2 separate regions of the Homo sapiens genome follow, and region 2 is linked to region 1. A link is an interaction called in ENCODE POLR2A ChIA-PET data of the cell type or tissue named here. Cell type or tissue: PC-3. All regions are shown on one strand. Links, peaks and the distances in the headings refer to the core of each region. The heading gives the core; the rest is flanking DNA.

Evidence for each region. Peaks named below come from ENCODE experiments on the same cell type or tissue, not always from the same donor. Only the 100,000 strongest peaks of a DNase experiment are listed, where the experiment ranks them.
Region 2: POLR2A ChIA-PET joins it to region 1 with 32 read pairs; 9 of 35 experiments call an interaction of 5 or more read pairs at or near these places.

The regions. Positions count from the first base shown.
Region 1 is chr1:21,759,368-21,769,403 of GRCh38, reverse strand. All of the region lies in intron 1 of USP48 (ubiquitin specific peptidase 48), which reads left to right. Among named protein-coding and RNA genes, the nearest start is that of USP48, 19 kb to the left of the region's middle. RefSeq lists an enhancer at 7,423-7,502. In PC-3, for the core only: no CTCF peak of the experiment used is centred there; a DNase peak (open chromatin) is centred at 4,513; H3K27ac peaks cover 1,796 bases.
Region 2 is chr1:21,926,045-21,934,385 of GRCh38, reverse strand. The region is part of intron 1 of HSPG2 (heparan sulfate proteoglycan 2); the gene reads left to right. Among named protein-coding and RNA genes, the nearest start is that of HSPG2, 7.1 kb to the left of the region's middle. RefSeq lists enhancers at 2,081-2,843, 5,572-6,126, 6,127-6,683. In PC-3, for the core only: no CTCF peak of the experiment used is centred there; a DNase peak (open chromatin) is centred at 475; H3K4me3 peaks cover 472 bases; H3K27ac peaks cover 1,717 bases.

The DNA of each region.
Region 1 (10,036 bases), core at 835-8,834:
CCTCCTCCCACCCTCCACCCCCAAGTAAGACCCCAACGTCTATTGTTCTTTGTGTTCGTAAGTTCTCTTTGTGTTCAGAAGTTCTCATCATGTAGCTCCCATAAGATAAAGATTTATCTTCCCCAGAGTCCTAAATATTCTCCTGTGTTATTTCTATAAGTTGTATTGCTTTATCTTTCATGCTTAGGTCTACAGTCAACCTGGAATTGATTATTCTCATCAGTTGGGAAGTAAGATCATGGAATAATTTGACGTTACTTGATCTCTATGACTTTAGCAAAGTAGCAGAGGATTGAATGACTGCTAATCATGAACATGTCTGATGTTAGCAAAAGCAACAACTCAAAGCAAAAGGGAGACATACATGGGGAAAACGAACACAAATACTTAAAATTAAATACATGACGAGACTGTGTGTGTGTTTTAAAAAATGATATTGGGCCAAGTGCAGTGGCTTAAGCTAGTAACCCCAGCAGTTTGGGAGGCAAAGACGGGAGGATCACTTGAGGCCAGGAAGACCAGGCTGCAGTGAGCTATGATTTTACTGCTGCACCACAGCCTGGGCAACAGAACAAGACCCTGCCTCAAAACACAAACCAAAACCAAAACGATACTGTTTTATTACTACTAGCAGGAGTGGCCTACACGGGTGGTGGGTATGCTGGGCTTAGGGTGTATGGGAGCCATGAGGAGAAGATGGTGACTGAGATCCTAGAAGGAAAGGGGGGGTGGGGCTTGAAAGGGGTGGGGCTTGAAGGCAAGACCCTCCTTAGATTTGCTTCTGGGAATAGGTAGCCATGATAAAACAGTCATGGCTTATGATGAACTAGGGCCATGCTGCCAATAAGATTAAGAAATTTTTCAGTCTGAGATGAGGGAAACAAAAAAGATTAAGCAATTCTTGGAAATCTAACTGCCTGTCACAGTTGAGGTCTAGTTTCTTCATCATGTGGTCAAGGACACCAGCGTCCTTGTGGTTCTGTGTGAGGGCAGCCAGTTCTGTATTCATGAAACTGAGGGGCTCCCCTCTTGGAGAGTTTGCGGTTGTGACATCCTTTCCAGCATCCTCCTGGAAAATAGCAATCAGGGACTTGATGCACTGCTCAGTCTCTGTAGGGCTGGAGAATTTTTCCATATTGGAGTTGAGTGAGGTACCTGCTGAGACTTTTCTATTTTGCAAACTCTTTTTTTTTTTTTGAGACGGAGTCTTGTTCTGTTGCCCAGGCTAGAGTGCAGTGGTGCAATCTCAGCTCACTGCAACCTCTGCCTCCCAGCTTCACGCCTTTCTCCTGCCTCAGCCTCCTGAGTAGCTGGGACTACAGGTACCCGCCACCATGCCCGGCTACTTTTTTATATTTTTAGTAGAGACGGGGTTTCACCATGTTAGCCAGGATGGTCTCGATCTCCTGACCTTGTGATCCACCCGCCTCGGCCTCCCAGAGTGCTGGGATTGCAGGCGTGAGCCACCATGCCTGACCTGTTTTTAGATTTGCTTATTTCTTGCATGTCTAATTTATGAGACCTTGATACAGTAATGCCATGAGGCATTACATGAAAATCACTGTAAAGTTTTTAGTAACTAGAACCTAGAATTTATATTATCATGGTTCTCCTTTATTTTCACTTTCAGGAAAATCTGTACTTTAGTGTTTTAAGTAAACTAGTTTCCTTCTTCAATGATTTTTCAAAAAATTTTTCTTTAAAAACAATTTATTTGTAAGCAGGCAACGTAGTGAGACCCTGTCTCTAGAAAAAAAAAAAAAGCTCTCTAAAAAGTCCTGGCCGGGTCGCGGTGGCTCATGCCTGTAATCCCAGCACTTTGGGAGGCCGAGGTGGGCAGGTCACGAGGTTAGGAGATCGAGACCAGCCTGGCCAACATAGTGAAACTCCATCTCTACTAAAAATACAAAAATTAGCCGGGCATGGTGACGCACACCTGGAGTCCCAGCTACTCGGGAGGCTGAGGCAGGAGAATCACTTGAAACCAGGAGGTGGAGGTTGCAGTGAGCTGAGATTGAGCCACTGCACCACTGCACTCTAGCCTGGGCAACAGAGCGAGACACCGTCTCAAAAAATAAAAATAAAAAAGGTCCCAGGCACAGTGGCTCATGCCTATAATCCTGAGTCAAGGAATTCTAGCCCAGCTTGCGCAATGAGGCTAAACCCCATCTCTACAAATGATACAAAAAAGCCGGGTGTGGTGGCGTATGCCTGTGGTCCCAGCTATTTGGAAGGCTGAGGTGGGAAGATCACCTGAGCCTGGGAGTAGAGTATTATACACCCTGAGTGCCCAGGAGGCCATGGATTTTGTTTGTTGTTGTTCTTGTTTTTTGTTTTTTTGAGGCAGAGTCTTGCTCTGTCACCCAGGCTGGAGTACAATGGCATGATCTTGGCTCACTGCAACCTCCGCCTCCTGGGTGCAGGCGATTCTCCTGCCTCAGCCTCCCAAGTAGCTGGGTTTATAGATGCCCGCCACCACGCCGGCTAATTTTTGTATTTGTAGTAGAGACGGGGTTTTGCCATGTTGGCCAGGCTGATCTGGAACTCCTGACCTCAAGTTATCCACTCGACTCAGCTTCCCAAAGTGCTGGGTTACAGGCATGAGTCTCAGGAGGCTCGGGCAGGAGAATGTCTTGAGCCCGTTAGGTAGAGGTTGCAGTGCACTCCAGCCTGGGCAACAGAACGACACTCCATCTCATAAATAAATAAATAAAAACTAAGAAACTAAGAGGTGATGAGGAAGAAGCAGAACCTCTGTAAATGACCATTTGGAGTGAAATCCCTACCCCCTTTCCCATTCAAAGGATGAATCTTTGAACTGCATAGCAACTGTGAAATCTTTGATTATAAATTTTCCACTCATCGTGTGTACTCTTAAATGACAGATCATTGGAGATCTACCAAAACAGAACTGAAAGTGTATCTCCTACCTATAGTCAATATATTATAGAAGGAACTTAGTCATTCATACCCTTTGATACCTAGCCTACTACTTTTCTACTCCCTGAACACAATTTTTGACTTGTGGAACATTGTTTTTTTTTGTGCTGTGTCACCTAGGCTAGGGTGCAGTGCCATGATCTCAGCTCACTGCAACCTCCGCCTCCCGGGTTCAAGTGATTCTCATGACAGCCTCTGGAGTAGCTGGGATTACAAGCATTCGCCACCAAACCCAGCTAATTTTTATATTCTTAGTAGAAGTTTAGTAGGGTTTTGCCACGTTGGCCAGGCTGGTCTTGAACTCCTAGCCTCAAGTGATCCTCCCGCCTCGGCCTTTCAGAGTGCTGGGACTACGGGTGTGAGCCACCACATCCAGCCTGGAAAATCTTTTTGTTACAATTTTGGGCATCATTCCAGATTTCTCCTTTCCTTTCTTGCCTGTTGCATCTTATTAGTCCCCAGTTCTATTGATTTCTTCCCATCAATATGCTTGAACTTCCTCCATTCCTATTCCCACTGAATTGCCTTTTTTTTTTTTTTTTTTTTTTTTTTTTTTTTTTTTGGAGATGGAGTCTCACTTTGTTGCCCAGGCCGGAGCACCATGGGATCTCGGCTAACTGCAACCTCGGCTTCGTAGTTTCAAACTATTCTCCTGTCTCAGGTGATCCACTCACCTCAGCCTTCCAAAGGGCTAGGATTACGGGTGTGAGCCACCACACCCGGCCTAAATTGGCTTTTTAAGACCTCATCTTCCACTAGAAAAATTGTTAGTTATGTCTCACACCTTGTTTAGCTTCGGAACGTCTCATGCCTTGTTCAGCTTCGGGCTGTCCCCCCCTTTTTTTTTTTGACAGAGTCTCGCTCTGTCACCCAGACTTGAGTGCAGTGGCGTGATCTCGGCTCACTGCAACCTCCGCCTCCCGGGTTCAAGCGAGCCTTCTGCCTCAGTCTCTGGAGTAGGTGGGACTACAGGCGCGTGCCACCATGCCTGGCACATTTTTGAATTTTTAGTAGAGAACGGGGTTTCACCATATTAGCCAGGCTGGTCTCAAACTCCTGACCTCAAGTGATCCGCCTGCCTCGACCTCCCAAAATGCTGGGATTACAGGCATGAGCTACCACACCCCGCCCGGTCTGTCCTGTTTACTGCTGCCAAAGTGTGTCCCTGGCCTAAAATCACAGCAGATGTCTGCTTAGTACGTCATAACCAAACCTTTTGGAACCTATCCTCTGCCTAACACGTTGGTGTTCTCATACAGTGCAGTCTTGGAACAAAGTACCCATTAAATTATCTGAATTCCTTATCGTACTATGGCATTGCCATTGTGCTGTTATTACTCAAGTTTGGTGGACCTGTGCCCAGAAGTAGAATTATTGAAACAAAAACATTGTTGTCATTTAACATTTTTGAGATGTTTTCTTTAGTTATTTTTCCTGCAGGGTTATATGATATTTTGATTTATAAGAAATATATGCTTAGTCTTTGTACTACTTCTGGCACAGCTCCTAAAACCTTTGGGATCTCTGAAGTGACTAAGTGTCTTTTTGTATGCTAATGAAATGACTGATGGCTGGGAGCTCTTGGTAGCCTCCACATGGGCTGGTTGCCAGGAGAACCAACCACGATGAGAGGTTTAGAACTTTTTAGTCTGACCTCTGGGAGGGGAGAGGACTAAAGGTTGCTAATCTCCAGTGGCCAGTGATTCAATCAGTCATGCCTATGTAATCAAGTCTTTTTTTTTTTTTTTTTTTGAGACGGAGTGCCACTCTGTCACCCAGGCTGGTGTGGGGTGGCACAATCACGATCTCGGCTCACTGCAACCTCCGCCTCCCGGGTTCAAGCAGTTCTCTGCCTCAGCCTCCAGAGTAGCTGGGATTACAAGCACCTGCCACCATACCTGGCTAAGTTTTGTATTTTTAGTAGAGTCAGGGTTTCACCATCTTGGCCAGGTTGGTCTTGAACTCCTGACCTCATAATCCACCAGCCTCGGCCTCCCACTGCGCCCAGGCTTTTTTTTTTTTTTGGAGACAGGGTCTCTCTCTGATGCCCAGGCTGGAGTGCAGTGGCGTGATCTCAGCTCACTGCAGCCTCTGCCTCCCGGGTTCAAGCAATTCTCTTGTCTCAGCTTCCTGAGCAGCTGGGACTATAGGCATATGCCACCACACCTGGCTAATTTTTTGTATTTTTAGTAAAGATGGGTTTTCGCCATATTGGCCTGGCTGGTGTCAAATTCCTGGCCTCAAGTGATCTGCCTGCCTCAGCCTTGCAAATTGCTGGGACTACAGGTGTGAACCACTGCTCCCAGACACTGTCTCATATTTTGTGAAACACTCAACCTCCTTGATCTGTTTTGATAGTTGATAGACACAGGTACACATAACTGTTTTTCTACTGTAAGGAAATTGGCACACACATGATGATAAATGATCCTTGATACCTGGGGCCTACTCCTAAGGAGGGATAAAATGGAGTTAGGGGCATTGGAGAATGACGAATGGGAGAGGCTACAGCCCTCTGTGGTTGGCATTCTGCTGTGCTGCTAAGGCTGGCTTTAGAAGTAACAGCTTATAATTAGAACTGTGATTTGTGTCTGCCTGTCCATCCGTCCTCCCTCCCTCCCTCCCTTCCTTCCTCCCTTCCTTTTCTTGAAACAGAGTTTCTCTCTAGTTACCAGGGTTGGAGTGCAATGGCATGATCTCGGCTCACCGCACCCTCTGCCTCCTGGGTTCAAGTGATTCTCCTGCCTCAGCCTCCTGAGTAGCTGGAATTACAGGCATGTGCCACCACGCCTGGCTAATTTTTTGTATTTTTAGTAGAGACGAGGTTTCTCTATGTCAGCCAGGCTGGTCTCGAACTCCCGACCTCAGGTGATCTGCCCGCCTTGGCCTCTCAAAGTGTTGGGATTATAGGCGTGAGCCACTGCGCCCAGCTGTTATTTGTGTTTGTTAAGTAGATTCTTTACCTCTCCAAGTAAGAGAACAAACACAACCCCGCCCCCCCATATTGGGCTATGTATGAAAGGCTTAGCAACAATTTAGAAGTTTAGAAAGCCCAAGCCCTTTTAATGCAAAGCACCGCCATTGGCTTTTTGGTTCCCACCTGAAGTGTGGCCATAGAGGCTCGGGAGCCATAGGTTTGGCCTGGGGTGGTAGTCTATCACAGGTCACCTGCACTTGGCATTCTGCTGTGGTGGTGTTCTAGCCGACTGAAGACGTATTCAGTGATACCTAGCAAGCAATTAATTTAAGAAAATTTAAAAAGAACAATGCCAGTGTTGTGGGGCCTAATAATACAGATTGCTCCCAGCTTCTCATAGTAGCTTTTGAAAGTCTTATTGTGGTAATATTTAGGCCATAGGTTGTGTTTGCCTTTTGATGCCAGCTTTAGAACCAGTTGAGTATGCATGATTTTTGGGTGGGGACAGGGAGAGCCTACCTTTTCTTCATTGTCTGAATTATTTTGCTATCAGGAACTGGAGACTAAAATCTAAACAGATCCAGTGGAACTATTTTCTGAGAATGATGTCTGTGTTTGACACATGGGAGTATCTGTTTCCCCAGCCAGGTCGTGTGAATTTTTTTTTTTTTTTTTTTTTTTGAGATGAAGTCTCGCTCTGTCGCCCAGGCTGGAGTGCAGTGGCGTGATCTCGGCTCACTGCAACCTCCGCCTCCCAGGTTCAAGCAATTCTCCTGCCTCAGCCTCCTGAGTAGCCAGGATTACAGGCGCCTGCCACCACGTCCAGCTAATTTTTGTATTTTTAGTAGAGATGGGGTTTCACCATGTTGGTCAGGCTGGTCTCAAACCCCTGACCTCGTGATCCACCCGCCTCCGCCTCCCAAAGTGCTGGGATTACAGGCGTGAGCCACCGCGCCCGGCCCGTGTGAAAAATTTTTACCACCCACTTGTCCAAGAGGAGGGAGTGAACAAACAAGACTTGATATTACACCTTTGAAAAGCAGAGTTGAAAGGATTGACAAAATAAGTGCCTACTTTGTTTTAGAGGTATATTTTCACCATGGTTACTGACACTATTTTTTCCTATCTGCCAAAGACCTTTGGGAGAGTCCATTGCCACTAGCTGTAATTTTCTTTCGAAAGAACCTTCCTAGTATATCCTTGTCACTGTTCCCAGGAGAGATTTTCTGTTACTTTTCTCAGTCTCAGAATCAGTTTTGTTTCTTCTTTTTTTTTTTGAGACGAGTCTCGCTCTGTTGCCCAGCCTGGCTGGAATGCACTGGTGCGATCACAGCTCACTGCAAACCCTGCCTTCCTGGTTCAAGCGGTTCTCTCACTTCAGCCTCCCAAGTAGCTGGGATTATAGGCACACGCCACCACGCTTGGCACATTTTTGTATTTTTAGTAGAGACGGGGTTTTGCCATGTTGGCCAGGCTGGTCTTGAACTTCTGGCCTCAAGTGATCTGCCCACCTCAGTCTCCCAAAGTGCTGGGGATTACAGGCAGGAGCCACTGCACCCGGCCAGTTTTGTTTCTTTAACTCTCTTATAGTAGACCTTTCCCATTAGAGATGAGTTATAAGCACTAAAACAAAACCCTAGCTTCTTCTCCCCACAGTGGATGGGTTCTACTTTATTTCATTAATAAGCTTTTTTCCCTCCTAGCTTTGATATAAGCTGACAAAACTGTTCTTAAATTGGTCGAACTTGTTTTCATTTTTATTTTTTCAAAAGTTTTAAAATAGAGACAGGGTCTCACTTTGTTGGCCAGGCTGTAGTGCAGTGGCTGTTCACAGGTGCAATCATAGTTCATTGCAGCCTCCAACTCCTAGGCTTAGGCCATCTTCTGCCTGAGCCTTCTGAATAGCTGGCACTATAAGCATGTGCCACCACACCCAGCTTCATTTTTATATTTTAGAAGACAGTATGTTTAAACTGAACATTAAAACAATTATTTACTTATTTTTGGAATATGTAACACATTTTATTGTTCAAAGTCTGAAAGGTATAAAAAGTGATGGGGTCAGCCTGGGGCAACATGGCAAGACCCTGTTTTTACAAAAAATAAAATAAAAAATTATCCAAGTATGGTGGCATGCACCTCCCAGCTACTCCAGAGGCTGAGGCTGGAGGATTACTTGAGTCCAGGATGTAGAGGCTGCAGTGAGCCATGAACATGCCACTTCAGTATGGGAGTCTCAAAAAAAAAAAAAAGGAAGTTCAGAGTGTTATTTACTTCTGACTTATAGCTGGCAAGTACAGAGATAATCTTTGCCGATAAGGTTGTTTCCAGTTTATAATGTACTCTTCTATCTAAACAAACGGGTGTGTTTACCCCATTTGTAAATAAAAAACATGGCAACATGATATGCAGTGTTTTGTACCTTCCTTTTTTTTTTTCTTTTTTTTCTTTTGAGACAAAGTTTCCACTTGTTGTCCAGGCTGGAGTGCGATGGCGTGATCTTGGCTCACCACAACCTTCACCCTGCTGGGCTCAAGCAGTTCTCCTGCCTCAGCCTCCCAACTAGCTGGGATTAACAGGCATGCGCCACCATGCCCGGCTAATTTTGTATTTTTAGTAGAGACAGGGTTTCTCCATGTTGGTCAGGCTGGTCTCGAAATCCCGACCTCAGGTGATCGCCTGCCTCAGCCTCCCAAAGTGCTGGGATTACAGGCGTGAGCCACTGTGCCTGGCCCACCTTCCTTTTTTCAACTAATGATATCGTTATATATCACAACATTAAAAGCTTTCCCTACCTTTTTTTAAATTTATTTTTATTTTTATTTTTTTTGAGATAGAGTTTTGTTCTTGTTGCCCAGGCTGGAGTGCAGTGGCACGATCTCGGCTCACTGCACCCTCCCGCCTTCCAGTTTCAAGTGATTTCTCCTGCCTCAGCCTCCTGGGTAGCTGGGATTACAGGCTCCCGCCACCACTCCTGGCGAATTTTTGTATTTTTAGTAGAGATGGGGTTTTACCATGTTGGCCAGGCTGGTCTCGAACTCCTGACTTTGTGATCCGCCCACCTGGGCCTCCCAAAATGCTGGGATTACAGGCGTGAGCCACTGTGCCCGGCCTACCTTTTTATTTTTTGACAGCAGTAGTTTTTGTTGTTTGGTTATATTGTAATTTATTTTGTTACTTCCATATAAATTTCCAGTCTTTTACTGTTATCAGTAATCCTTTAGTGGGTATCCTACAGAAATCTGCAGAACTTTGTCCTGTAATGTTCCTTTATAGCAAAAGAAAACCTAAGCTTATGTTACATTCAGTTGTGTCTCTTTGGTTTCCTTTAATCTGGAACTGTTAGTGAATCTTTCTTTGTATTTCATGACACTGACTTATTTTGTATAAAGTCCCTTGAGTTGGTTTGGTCTGATGTTTCCTCATGATTCAATTAAGGCCATGCATCTTTGGCCAGAACATCACAGAAGTGATTCTGTGTTGTGCATTATACCAGAAGGTGTGTGGTGTCAATTAGATTCATTACTGGGTGTGTTAAATTTAAGCATTTGGTTAAGGTGGTGTCTGTCAAGTTTCTCCACTGAAAGTTATTATCTTTCCCTTTGTAATTAACTTTTTCTGAGATACTTTGAGACATTGTAAATATTGTTATTTCTCCAACTTGCCTACGTTAGCATCCGTGATGATCCTTGCCTCATTCCTTTCTGAATCTGATGTATGCCAAATGGAGATTTTTAATTCTGTCATTCCTTCCACTTTGATAGTTGGTTTTCTTCTAAAGGGAAGAGATTTTTCTTCCATCCATCTCACCATGAAATGATGGATTCTTACTTTATTCAGTAGGTTATAATCCTATTACTCATTTTGTTGCTAAATTTTGTTGCCAAATTTGACCAGTGGGACCTCCCCTTCCAGCCAACTCTTGTGCTCTTTTGACATGTCTCCACCATCTTTCAGTACATCATTTTAGGGCACAGTAAGATGTAGGTTCGTTTTCTAATTTCACTGCCCTGGCCTTGGAATCAGCCAGTTATTTCTCCAAGGAGCACGGGATTCTTTTAGTGGGTAATATTTAGAAGTCAGGATCTGTGTTTCAGAATTATTAACCCATGTCTCTATGGAAAAGAAGCCTACTAATTAGAGTTGGCTGTTTGTTCCTTTTGTCTTTAGCCAGAGGGT
Region 2 (8,341 bases), core at 342-8,341, 170 kb before region 1:
CTGTACAATGGGGTTGAGGAGTTTGTTGCAAGTCAAAAATGAGATCAATTCCTAGCCCAGGCTCCCAGCACACCTTGGACCCTCTTTGCCTGCTACCCTTGCTCTCATCTGCCCTTCAGTTTGGTCCGGAGCCAGTGGCTTATGGGGAAGGGTTGGGCACAGCAGCAGGGTGAGATGGGCCTTAGGGAGCTCCAGGCTTCCCCGGGACGGGGGACAGGACCACAGGAAGCTGATCTGTGATTAAGTGTGGGTGTAATTTCAGCTGTTGGGAGGTGAGGAGGCTTGCTGGAGGAGGGGGCTGGGCCTGGGTGACTCGGCAGGCCTTGGCCTGCTGACCCCTTTAGGGCGGCCCTGCAGGGGACAGGCGTCTTGAGGGAGCCTCGGTGGTGATTAAGGTGTTTTCCAGGGCCTAGGAGGGAAGTCGCTGAGATACCTGTTTCCTGCCTCAGCTGGATTTCCTCACTGGGGAGGCTGCCAGCTGAACTGCAGGAGCCTCCCCTTCCTGGCGGTCCCTCAGCCCTCCTCCACGCAGCCAGCTGCTCTGTCACCTGACACTAGCCTACTTGTTCCGTACCTGCAGCCGGCACAGGATGGGGTTTTGAGTGTGCCCTGGACATTCCCGGAGGGAAGGAGGGCAGGCTGCAGGTCTGTCTGCAGGGTAGAAGCTGGAAGGGGCAGAGATGGACCACCCCCCCATCCCTTAGGCCCATTTCCCCCTGTCTGGGGAGTTGTGGCCCCTGCCTGGCTTGGCCCGGGCCTGCTCTCAGGCTGAGCGCAGACAAGTTAGGATCTGTGGGTCTGAAGCCCTGCCCGGGAGACGGTGGAAAGAAGGTGGCAGGAGGTGACTGGGTTCAGGGCCCGGAAGACGGGTGAGCAAAGTGGAGGGGAAGGAGCTCTTGGGGTGCCAGGCTGGATGATGACACAGTAATACGGGTACTTCAGACTTACCCAGTACCCACTGTCTGCTCTGAGTTTCTCAGTGAATCCTCCCATTCACCTGTGTTTCCTGCTCACCACCTCCCTGCGGTGCTCAGAATTAGGTCCCAGCCCCTGACTTAATATAGCCTACGAGGCCCTGCAACACCCGGCCTCCTGCCACCTGCTCCTCTCAAACTCCTCCAGCTATACCAGTCTTTGTTTCTTTTTCTTTTCTTTTTTTTTTTTTTGAGACAGGGTCTCACACTGTCACCCAGGCTGGAGTGCAGTGGCACAATCACAGCTCACCGCTGCCTCAACCTCCCACGCTCAGGTGATCCTCCCACCTCAGCCCCCTGAGTAGCTGGGACTACAGACACCCTCCTCTACACCTGGCTAATTTTTGTATTTTTTATAGAGACAGGGTTTTGCCATGTTCCCCCAGGCAGGTCTCGAACTCCTGGGCTCAAATGATCCACCCCCTTCGGCCTCCCAAAGTGCTAGGATTATAGGCGTGAGCCACTGCACCCAGCCTTTTCTTTTCTAATGAATATAAAAATTTAAAACAAATAGAGATGGGATCTTGTTGTATTGCCCAGGCTGGTCCCAAACTCTTTAACTCAAGCTATCCTCCCACCTCAGCCTTCTGAAGTGCTAGGATTATAGGCATGGGCCACCTCGCCTGACCAAGGCTTTGTTTCTTGAGCATGTGAAACACACTCCCACCTTAGGGTCTCTGCGTCTGCTGTTCCTTCTGCCTGGGACATTTGTCCCCGTAATATCCATATGACCCTCTCCCTCTTTCTGGTCCTTACCACTCTTCCCATAATGGCTGTCTCCTTAAACTGCTTTATTTTTGTTCTCACAATTGTCTGGCCTGTATTTGTCTGTATTTGTTTATGTGTTTATCTGCTTCCTCCTGCTCAGTTTAAGTTCTACGAGAGCAGGACCTCATTTGTTTTTGTTCACTGCTGTATGCTTAGCACCTGGCAGGTAGTAAGTGCTTAGTGAATATCTTTGTCGAATGTTTTAAGCTGTAGCTACTAGCCTGATCCCCATTCTCTAAGCAGAGGACATTGAGGCACTGAGAGGTTACGTAACTTGCCCAGTGACTTACATATCCACACACTCAGAGATGCTGCAAGCCAAGTTTTGAATCCAGACGAAGCTCTCCTAATCACGCCACGTACTGCCCCATGTGCTTGTCGTGGGCAGTCAGTAGATATTGCTACAACTTGTCACAGATGTTGATTAAGAACTCTGGTCCCAAGTAGTACAGGGGCTACCTCAGGCAAGGAATATCAGGGATTGGCTCGGGGACAGAAGCTCTTAGGTTGGGTATGCCTCAGTGTCCGTGGGGTCTCCTAGGGACGCCTGTGCCTGGAGGGGAAGCCTAGGAACTCTAGGGTGGTCATTTTTAGGTTTGTTAATTCATTAATGTTCTCATCAGATATTTCCTGGGACTCTACAGGCAGTTGAATTTATCCAGGGACTTTTAGGCCTGAGTGGGCCAGGCTGGCCCTGCCCAGTGTGGGAGGTCAGGGGCCCCTGCCCCTGCCATGCTGCTAGTGGGGGAAGGGGAAGAACACCCTCCTGGTTGTCCTGTGTGGAGCCTGCGCTGTTTTTTTCTGGCTGTTCCCTGGGGGCTCAAGGTTTAGGGTGAGTCTGCAGAGCTTCAAGGGCTGCCTGGCCTTGGGGTGAGAGGCTCAGGAGGGAGGGCAGGAGGGCCTGCCCAGGCTATGGAAAGATCTGGAGCAATGATTCAGAGGCCACTTGGAGGCCAGAGGTGTGGGCTCTGCACCCTCAGACTACTTGGGGTATATGGGAAGGGTTCCCAGCCCTGGCCTGTTGCCCCCCTCCCCTTCACCCAATCCAGTCCCAGCTATGAGGGGTCAGACTGGAGGAGGAAGTGAATATGACTTGGTTCCCCGGCAGCTTCCCAAGTATCTGCTGGGCCTACCTCTCCCTGTCCCAGGGCCTACCCTGGCCTTTTTCTCCTCTCGCTCCTGCTCCTGCCAAGAAGAGGGAGGCTGCGCCGAGGGTCCCGGCCCTGCTGGAATGTTGCTTCCGCCTGGGCCTTGGCCTCTTTGGCCCTGCCACCCCCTCCTGCTCCCGGGGCCAGCTGCCCCAGCACCCAGAGCTGGCTGACTGAAACCCAGAAGTATGTGTGGAACTCACTTCGCGGGGAGCCGCCGGCCTCACTGCCCAGCCTGGTGGCGTCAGGGCTGTGTCAATAGCAGCCTTGAGAGGGGTGTGGCTCGTGGCTGCTGGGGTGGCCGGGTCGGGGGTGCTGTCATGAAAGCCCTGAGAACAAGGTGGCTCTTTGAGGCCTGGGAATGTGAGGCCTTTGAGTCTTGCTGCCCCCAGAACCACTCTCCCTTCCCTTCCATGATGCTCATCTGTGCCAGGCCTGCAGGAACCTCAGAGCATCCCTGGAGGCATCTGTGGCATCCTGAGATAGCCTTAGGACCAGCTCCTAGCTCCTGACCAGGGCCCATTCCCTGAGCCATGAAGGAGGGTGTCCTGTTGCTCTGGGTTTTAGGGGAGTATCTGGTGCGCAAAGCCTTGCAGAGTGTGTTGAATGAATGAATGAACAAATGATGTATGTGATTAAGCGTTTTTTAAAATTCATTTCACAAATATCTGTGGAGCATCTTCTATGTATCTGACTGTGTTCTAGATCTTTTTTTTTTTTTTGAGATGGAGTCTTGATCTGTTACCCAGGCTAGAGTGCAGTGGTATGATCTCGCCGCACTGCAATCTCTGCCCCCCAGGTTCAAGAGATTCTCCTGCCTTAGCCTCCCAAGTAGCTGGGATTACAGGAACACGCCACCACGTCCAGCTAATTTTTGTATTTTTAGTAGAGATGGAGTTCCACCATGTTGGCCAGGTTGGTCTTGAACTCCTGACCTCAAGTGATCCACCCATCTTGGCCTCCCAAAGCACTGGGATTACAGGCGTGAGCCACTGCACCCGCCCTGTTCTAGATCTTGAGGTTACCGCAGAGAATAAAAATGTCAGATTCCTTCCTCTCATGTCACTTGCGTTATAGCTAGTGCAGGAAGACAGACAATAAATGAAATACATCAGGTGGTGATAAGTGCTCAGAAGAAAAAATAAAACAGGGAAGAGGGCAGTGAGTGATGAGGCGGGGTAGGTAGGGTGGGGTGGTAGGAAAAGCCTCTGATAAGATAAATTTGAACTGAAGGAGACCTGAAGTAAGTGAGCGGGTGAGCCTCGCAGATATCAATGGAAAGGGCATTCCAGGCAGAGGGCACAGCTAGTGCAGAGGCCCAGAGGTGGGAGTGTCCTTGGCATGTCTGTGGAAAAGCAAGGAGGCCCGTGGGGCTGGAGCAGCATCAGTGAGGGGGAGCATGGTGGATGCAGCAGGCAGGGGGGTGGCAGAGGGTGATCAGCAGAGCTTTGGCCATGGGAAGGACCTTGGATTTGCGTCTGAGTGAATTGAGAAGTCACTGAAGGGGCCCGGTGTTCCATAGGATTGCTTTGGCTGCTGTGTGGAGAGGAGCACGGGGAGGGTCCAGAGCAAAGGCAAGGAGGCCGTGACCCAGGACAGACGATGGGAGCTCAAGCTAGGACCACGGAGGTGGGAGATGGTTGAATCCCCAGTACATTTTGAAGATGGGTCACCAGGATTTGCTAGTGGGTTGGATGTGGGGCGGGACAGAAAGAGAAGAGTCCGGGATGCCTCCACAGTCTTTGGCTTCAGCATCCCGAAGGATGGAGCTGCCACTACCTGAGATGGGAAAGTTCCAGGAGGAGTGGGCAGGAGGTGGAGTCCAGAATTCTCAGAACAGTTAATTTATTTGTGTCTTCTCTTACGATCTCTTGTTTGGACAATAAAAATTCCTAAAAAAAAAAAAAAAAAAACCGGCAGGTGGGCCAGGAGTGGTGGCTCACACCTGTAATCCCCACACTTTGGGAGACCAAGGTAGGAGGATCACTTGAGCCCAGGAGGTGGAGGTTGCAGTGAACCATGATCTTGCCACTGCGCTCCAGCCTGGGTGATAGAACGCGATCCTGTCTCTTAAAAAAAAAAAAGAAAAAAGAATGGCAAGTGATGGAGGGGACAGCATGGGTGGGGGTTGGACTGGCTCACATGCCTGGCAGTCATCCCCCTACCCATCTCCAGCCAGGAGCTCCCCCGTCCCCACCCAAGCTGGGGCCTCTGCATTGGCTTATGGTGTAGGCGGAGGGGATCTTGCTGAGTGTTCATTTGTGGAGTTGCAGACTCTGCCTTAGAACTCCACAGCCGGAGCTCATGGCTTGTAGATTTATTCTTACCCCCTCATCTAGAGTGGAAGCTGCATGAGGGCAGGGACTTGGCTTTGTTCATTGCTGTTTGCCTGGTGCTAGGCAGATAGTAGGTGAACACATTAAAACTTCAAGTGAGGCTGGGCACAGTGGCTCACAACCTGTAATCCCAGCACTTTGGGAGGCCAAGGCGGGCGGATCACCTGAGGTTGGGAGTTCGAGACCAGCCTGACCACCATGGAGAAACCTCGTCTCTACTGAAAATAATAATAATAAAAAAATCAGCTAAGCATGGTGGCACATGCCTGTAATCCCAGCTACTCAGGGAGGCTGAGGCAGGAGAATCACTTGAACCCGGGAGGCGGAGGTTGTGGTGAGCTGAGATCGCGCCATTGCACTCCAGCCTGAGCAACAAGAACAAAACTCCATCTCAAAAAAAAAAAATCAAGTGAATAAAGGATGGGCGCGGTGGCTCACGCCTGTAATCCCAGCACTTTGGGAGGCTGAGGTGAGCAGATACTTGAGGTCAGGAGTTCGAGACCAGCCTGGCCAAGATGGTGAAACCCCGTCTCTACTAAAAATACAAAAAAGTTAGCCGGGTGTGGTGGTGCATGACTGTAGTCTCAGCTACTCAGGAGGCTGAGGTAGGAGAATCGCTTGAACCTGGGAAGCGGAGGTTGCAGTGAGCTGAGATCATGCCATTGCACTCAAGCCTGGGCGTCATTGCGAGACTCTGTCTCAAAACTACAAACAAACAAACAAATTCAAGTGAGCAAATTAATGGCTTTGAGGAAGCCAGCAGGCCAAGAAGGCCCAGGCTCCTTGCTGAGATTGGAAAGGGGCGTGCTCTGGCCCCTGCACTTGGGAGCTGCCTGCCCAGCCATGCTCTCTGCAGGGCCCCAGAAGATGTGGGACAAGCTGGGATGTCCACTCTGCCCTTTTTGACTTGTCTGTGTCCTCATTGGTCTCAGAGCCACTTCCCTGGGCACTGTGGTCAAGGGAAAGATGTGGGCTCAAAAGGCCCTGCCTTCAAGTCTTGGCCCAGCCCTGACTGGCTCTGTGACCTTGGGCAAGTTGCTTTACCTCTCTGAGCCTCAGTCAAATGTGAAATGGGGAGGCCTGCTTCCTGGTGGTTATGAAGTAACCAGGTGGATGCACCTTGCTCAGTGCCTGGAATGTGGCAGGTATTTGACAATCCGTGATTGCACTAAGTCTCGTTCCTGCTAAAGACAAGGCCGGTGGAATATCTGAGGCAGGGTTCCCAGGGCACAGCCGGGCACGCCTTCTCTATGACCCAGGTCCTGTACTGGGCTTGTTGAATGAATGGCTGTGTAAGGGGATTGTCCATTCCCTGGGCCTCTTTCGCAGTCTCAGAGCTCCGGGTGTAACTGCCTCTGATCTGTCACTGCCCCTCCTTCGCCTACCGAGGCCGCAGCTGTAGGACAGAGTCCATCCTTCCACCCTGATTGCTCCTTCCTGGACTGGGAGAAGGAGGGGGGCACACCCCAGGGTGTGGCCTGGGAAAGGCTGGAGTCTTTGGACGCCTTGTCCCCTTCCCAGATGTGTGCAGTTGGTGGGCTCTGAGCAACAGGAGGTGTGGCCAGGGGCTCCCATGGGTGCAGAAAGGATGTTCGTGCATCCTGAGGGTAGTGACAGTGGGGGGGGTGGGGGATGTCCTGGGACCCCATCCTAGCCCTGTCCCCCCCTGGCCTACACTGGAGGAGGCAGGACCTTGCCTGGGGAGCTCTGGGCCAACCTGCAGTTGGTCCTTACTTGGTGGGATGTGGGGCTGCTCGACTCTAAATCTGGCTCCCGTGGCCTCAGAGAAACAGCAGGACTCAGGAGAGAGAGACACACAGGCCTGGGGATCTCACCCCACCCCACCCTATGCTTTGGGCTTGGGCTGTTGGGTAGAGATGTGTCCCCCCTCCCCATCAGGCGGGTCACACCTAGGTGTTTTGTAACATTTGGCCTCTTTCCCCATCTTTCTCCCATCCCAGTCGGTGGGGAAGGGGAGGCCTGGCTGGGGCCTGAGCCTGGGGAGGACTTCAGAGGTGGCCTCGGGTCACTCCACAGATGCTTCTCCACGGGTGGGGCTGGGATTCCCAGCTGCCTCTGGCCCCTTCCCAGCCCACCTCCGGGTCCCTGCCACCACCTCCCCACTCCCTGCGCCTGCCCATGGCTCTCTCCCAGGAAGCCGGCTCCGGCCCCCACCTCCTGGTCCTGGCCTCCCCCTCCTAACTAACCCCAGCTGACTCAACCCTCTCCTTGTTTGGCGTTTCCAATTTTCAAATAGTTGGGAACTGGGATCATGCCTCTTCTTGGATCCCTTACTGGGCTGGATGGATTGAAATTCTGGCCTGATAAATCCCAGCCCTAGTGGCCTCTACTCTATCATTTTCTTTCTCTCTTTTTTTTTTTTTTTTTTTTTTTTTTTGAGACTGAGTCTCACTCTGTCTCCCAGCCTGAAGTGTAGTGGTGCGATCTCGGCTCACTGCAACCTCTGCCTCTCGGATTCAATAGCGATTCTTTTGCCTCAGCCTCCCTGGTAGCAGGGATTATGGATTACAGGCATGCACTACCACGCCTGGCTAATTTTTGTATTTTTAGTAGAGACAGGCTTTCACCAGGTTGGCCAGGCTGGTCTCAAACTTCTGACCTCAGGTGATCCACATGCCTCAGCCTCCCAAAGTGCTGGGATTGCAGGTGTGAGCCACCACGCCCAGCAGCCTCTATCACTTTCACGGCTCTTCACCCTTTCCTGCCTTTTGCCTTGCTATGACCCTTAGGCCAGAGGAACAGAAACCCAGGAGTTTCCTGGGGACAGACCAGTCTCTTCCCTGTCCTGGGACCTGCAGGTTCTCCTCCCCAGTGGCCTCAGTCACATAGGTCACCAGTCAATGTTCCCTGAGTGCTGACACCTTCTCATTAAAACTGCCACCCTCTTTAGAGCCAGGCCTCCCACTGGGCTCTTGCCAGGCATTATCGCATATAATACTCACAGCAATCTTTTGAAGTTGGCATTATATCTCCATTTTGCAGGGCAGGAAACTGAGGCATCAGGAGGGGGAGTTGGGGGCCAGATTCTCACTTGTAATCCCAGCACTTTGGGAGGCCTAGGAGGGCAGATTGCTTGAGGCTAGGAGTTCGAGAG